2 separate regions of the Mus musculus genome follow, and region 2 is linked to region 1. A link is a loop called in an ENCODE intact Hi-C map of the cell type or tissue named here. Cell type or tissue: heart. All regions are shown on one strand.

Region 1 (2,500 bases):
TTTTTTTTTTTTAACTTTAAGCTAACTGAAGAATTCTTTTAAACTGACCCACTTCTTCAGGCTTTAAGGAGAGTTTGGCTAGCCACAGCAGTGCTGAATACCCTCACAGCGTGTGACACACTGATGATTTATGGCCCTGCAGGCACACACAGGCTGGCATTTATTTCTTTTCTTTCTGTTTATGGCATTATTTCACTTTTGTTTGTTTTCACTTTCAAAAGGGCAGCTGCAAATGTCTCATTTCCCCTCCTCACCTTATCTCTATTTCCCCTTGTAAGGAAAGGGGTAGACCTCTGATTATTTTCCTTTAACACTGGACGTCTAGGTAGGAAGGAGGGCTCATCTCTCATCAAATCTTTGTAATATTCCTGTACTCAACAGAACCAAAATATAAACGAGCGAGTGAAGAAGGGGAAACCCTACTTTTCCACATCAAAAGACAAAGCCCAACTAAGTGAGGGCACGCTTCGCTCAAACGTGAAATCTACAGGCCACATACGGGTATTTACTGAACACCAGCTTTTTCCCTAGTGACACCAACTACGATCACAAAGGTTTGCCCAGAGAAATTCAGTAAGGTGCCCTAAGCTTCAAGCAAAAACCTAGCACTTTCCACTTCACCATCTCTTTTACCTTGTGCTCCTGGTTTTGAGCCCCACATATTCTGAATGATGGTAACCAGGTTGCCAAAGCCCATTGACCTAGGAAACCCCAGCTATAGGCTCTGACCCATGAGGTTCAGAGGCAGCAAGAGAGCAAATTCTCTCAGCAGCCAGGAAAGAGACAAAATTGATGAGTTGTCTGATTTAAAAAGGGAAGTAGGGAGACTGCCTTTCAATGGTAGGTCTGTAAGACCTGAGAAACTGGTTCCAATGAGTAGGCAGGCTGATAATTCCTGCTGGTGAACACCCTCCGCTGGAACCTCTCCTTGAGTCCTTTCCTTCTGCAGTCAGCATCTTCCCACAAAGTTCTGGGCTCCAGGCAATGCGATGCAGACAGCTTCAATGAGGACCTTATCTTCTCTGTGGGCCGCTGAATTGATGCCCTGGGGCTGAGTGGAGACTCCCATCTCTCTTTTCAGAGGGAGTGCAGAGATGTGTAAAGCTCCGCAGATGCTATCTTGCTCTGCCCAGCCCCTACAACTGAGGTCAGAGCTCAGTTTCCATTCTCACACCTTTGAAATCTAGTTAAGAGTAAGGAGTGGAAGCCTGAAGGAGCAGGCGGGCAGCTTTGTTCGCTGCTTTCATTGCCTCTCACAACTCCGATCCGGATCCGCGGTCTATGGCAGCGGCAGCGCCAGCTAACTCCAGCAACATCCCCTTTCCCACGCCCCCCTCCTAGCCACAAAAGCGGCAGGTCCCAGCATTCCACTACTCAGCGATGGAGAGCCAGGGCGATTCACAAAACAGTACTGCCCCATGCGGATCCAAGAAGGCTAGCTGCAAATGACATAACCACCGCCCAAACCCCACCACCACACTCCTCTTTGACAGGAAACGGACTCCCAAGAAATCCTGCCTGGAAACCCTTCACCCTGATGCAGGCTGCAGAGACTTGAGAGCAAACCTATCCACTCAGACCCCGCTGGCTGCTTCCGGCTTCCTCTCCTCCGTAACACTCCCTCCCTTCAGTTCCCAGCCGCAGTTTTGTTTCTAGTTTCTAAACGGTCCCTGCCCACTCCGACCCCCCCCCCCCCAAAGCAGCGATTGGAGCAGGATACAGCTCCCTTTCAGGCTCGAATTAATGAAGACACAGAGAGAATCTGTTGCTGGGATTATGAGCCTTAATGACATGGAAGAAGGTCCTTGGGATTTCATTAGTCTCTGTAGCCACACATCTGTTTGGGGCTGGGAATTTGTCAAGCTTGGAAGGATGGATCACTGGGTACCTTCATGTAAAGGTGGTATGGGTGCTGCTAAGATCACGAGACTTAGACGGAGGCTCTGTAAATAGGGCGGGAGGCTAATAAGTGAAGAAAATAATTTGGGGGGGGGCATGGTCTTTGTCTGTAACCATATAAACATTTTTTCCCCTGCCTACCCAGCTGAAATGGTAAAGTGACATGAACAGCTTGGGGTCTCACTTTTTTCTCTTTTTTCTGCTCTCTCTCTCTCTCCCTCCCCCTCCCCCCTCTTGACGCTTCACAACCCATAACCCTCCCTCTAAGATCCTTCTCACCCTGTTTTGCAAACTGCATTGGGGAAACTGGTTGCTTCCTGCCAGTCTCTTCAATGACATTAAAATTAGCAGAATAATTACAGTTCTAATTAGGTCCACAAAAGAGTTCTTGGTTAATTAATGAGCCAACGTCTGGCCCAAAGCTGTAAATCCACGTTGGTCTGTGAATGCCCAGGCAGAGAAAAGTCATCTCCAGCCCCAGAAGAAAATTGTTACTTAGGAAAAACAGTGTCAAAGACATTCCTGCAGCCAGGAGCCAGTTAATCTCGAAGCCGAGATCCATATGTAAATGAGCAATGAATTGTGCTTCTTTCACCAAGTC
Region 2 (2,500 bases), 94 kb before region 1:
TGTGGTCTCCTCAGGAATGTTTTTGTCTATGGATCTGTATGGGTCCCAAGCCCACAAGGGCAAGGGTTAAGTTGTCTTCTTATTGTCTCCAAATTTAGTACCAACTGTGGCATGTGGTGTTCTGTATCTGTCAAATCACTGACAGCTTTTAGTGGTGGGATTCTAAGTCCGAGGAGGAAAAGATAATGCATACCCCCCCCCACCCCGGGTAACTGGAGTGCTTTTCATTTTCTATAAACTGGACATATGACTTCCTTAGGAATCCCACTGGTCAGTCCAAGCCTGAGATTCAGTCGATGGTGATCTTCTTCCTCTATGCTCATTCAGAGGCTGGCACCTTGGGGGCCTCTGGTCATGAGCTGCCATGCATAACACTTTATCCGCGTCGCATTTGCTCACTAGTCCTGTGCACCGTCGGCAGGTGGCAACCCTTCTGGGGTTTATGTACCATCAGAGTCATCAATCGTGGTGTCAAACACAGTATCTGTTGTAGGACAGGCCAAAGTGGTTGGATCAGATTAACTCGGGCCACTCTATCACTGGTCTAGAATTTGGGTCTCCTGGCTGTCTTGTCTGGTGACCACTGCGGGTAAGTACAGGGACCGGAGGTACTAATCCCAAGTCTCCGATATTTCTGAGTGTCCCCCAAACAGGTGGGCAGTGAGCATGGTGTCAGATGTGAAGCCACAGAGAACTAGGATGTCAGAGAGATGTGGTCATGGAGGAAACGTGGGGTTAGTCACACAGAATGCACGTAGTCTGACTCTGAGAGATGCAGGGATGGATGGAGGGATGGAGGGAGGGGAAGAGAAAGGGGAGGGGGAGGGGGAGAGGGAGAGATAGATTATGCTGGGGTGGGGTGGGGGAGTAGGAGAGAGGCAAGGATGAACAACTGGGGAGCCTGGTTTTATTTGAACAGCAGAGGGCAGCAGGTAGCAAGGTTTCCTGAAGCCACAAGACAAGAATCGCCACTGCACCTTAGTTCCTGCCTTCTGGATTTTTCTTCAAAATGGGACAACAGCGAGTTCAGGGGAAATGTTACAGGTAAAATCCACCAGTGTTGAATAACAAACTGAGTTTGAAGAGAGCTTGAGTATCCCCCTCAGTTAATGCCTAAGAGTCTGACTTAGAGAAAGAAGGTGAAATTCTGTCTGGAAAACAGTTGTCAGCTGGGGATGACCTGACCTTGTTTTTTTCTGAGTCCCTCATCATCCAATCACAAAACACAGTTCCACACGGCACACAAAGGATGCTAATGGTGTAAAGATGGCAGAAACAAGCTCAAACCGAACGCCCTCAACCGTCTCAGAGCTACAAATCTGAGTGCAGGGAAGGAAAGGGATGCTAGATAACATTTAGTTAGAAAACGAGCAGAGAGTAAAAAGAGATTTTCCAGGTTGAGGATCTAGCACAGTGGTAGAACACTTGCCTGGCATGTGTGGTTCAATCCCCAGCATAAAATAAAACTCCCTAAACACTACTTCTGCATGTGGTCCTGGGGCTGGGTGTGATTTCTTATTTGAAGGTTTAGCTATTCATTATTTCAATCTGACTAGATCAGTTTTCCAGTTATTTATTTATTCATTTATGTATTTAGAGATAGGGTTTCTCTGTATAGCCCTGGTCATCCCAGAACTCACTCTTGTAGACCAGACTGTCCTCAAACTCACAGAGATCCACCTGCTTCTGTCTCCTGAGTGCTGGGATTAAAGGCATTCACCTTGGCCTAGCTTCAAATAATTAAAAAAAAAATTAAGTGTGTGTGTGTGTGTGTGTGTGTGTGTGTGTGTGTGATATACATGTGAATGCATGTGTCCAAGAAGGCCAGGGGCATTAGATTCCCTGGAGCTGGAAGCTGTGAGCTGCCTAACATGGCCTCAAACTTCAGTACCCAACTCTCCAGCTCCCTCCAAACCTTTCCTTTTTTAAAATTATCTTTGTAGTTGGAGAACCTGGTCTGTCTATGTGCTGCCGATTCCTTGATTTTCCTGAGATTTGCTTTGTGAATCACTGAGGAATGTACACTGAACTTTGTAGGTAAACTTTGATAGTATTTGGATGTTTGTGTATACAGGGAAGTGGGAATGGTGGCTTTGTCTCTTCTAGTGCTGCACTCTTAGGGAAACTCCCAGGTCAGTGGAACTTGCAAACTTGTAAGTGTGCAATATAAGGAAATGGGTCAGACCTTCCGACTAGGGTGAGGCGCCTCAGGACACACATGACTAAGAGCTCAACATGGATGCGAGCCCAGGAAACCAATCGAGACTTTTCCAACTCGTGTCAAATAGACTTACTCTCGTGGCTGCAACAGCTGAGCTCCTGAGTCACTGGGACAGGGTGTGCCTAAAGACCTGCGATTACCGGAGCAGTCAGGGGATTATAAAAGCTGTTGAAGAAGAAATTCTCCTCTTACAAGCAGATGTGCAACAAGGAAGGGCCTGAGCCTCTGCATTCAGACTTTCTGCAGGACATAGGTCGAGCTGAGGACATCAGTCAAAAG

What was found. A loop is a pair of places that touch in the nucleus more often than their neighbours do. Peaks named below come from ENCODE experiments on the same cell type or tissue, not always from the same donor. Only the 100,000 strongest peaks of a DNase experiment are listed, where the experiment ranks them.
Region 2: a loop joins it to region 1, with 2.7 times the contacts of the local background. A loop is called at or near these places in 9 of 42 quality-filtered maps.

Annotation. Positions count from the first base shown.
Region 1 is chr16:34,093,089-34,095,588 of GRCm38, forward strand. The region is part of intron 34 of Kalrn (kalirin, RhoGEF kinase); the gene reads right to left. Among named protein-coding and RNA genes, the nearest start is that of Gm41448, 26 kb to the right of the region's middle. In heart, a CTCF peak has its summit at 1,424; a DNase peak (open chromatin) is centred at 1,453; H3K4me3 peaks cover 1,880 bases; H3K27ac peaks cover 2,024 bases.
Region 2 is chr16:33,998,656-34,001,155 of GRCm38, forward strand. All of the region lies in intron 51 of Kalrn (kalirin, RhoGEF kinase), which reads right to left. Among named protein-coding and RNA genes, the nearest start is that of Umps, 33 kb to the left of the region's middle. In heart, a CTCF peak has its summit at 943 (motif pointing right); a DNase peak (open chromatin) is centred at 2,266.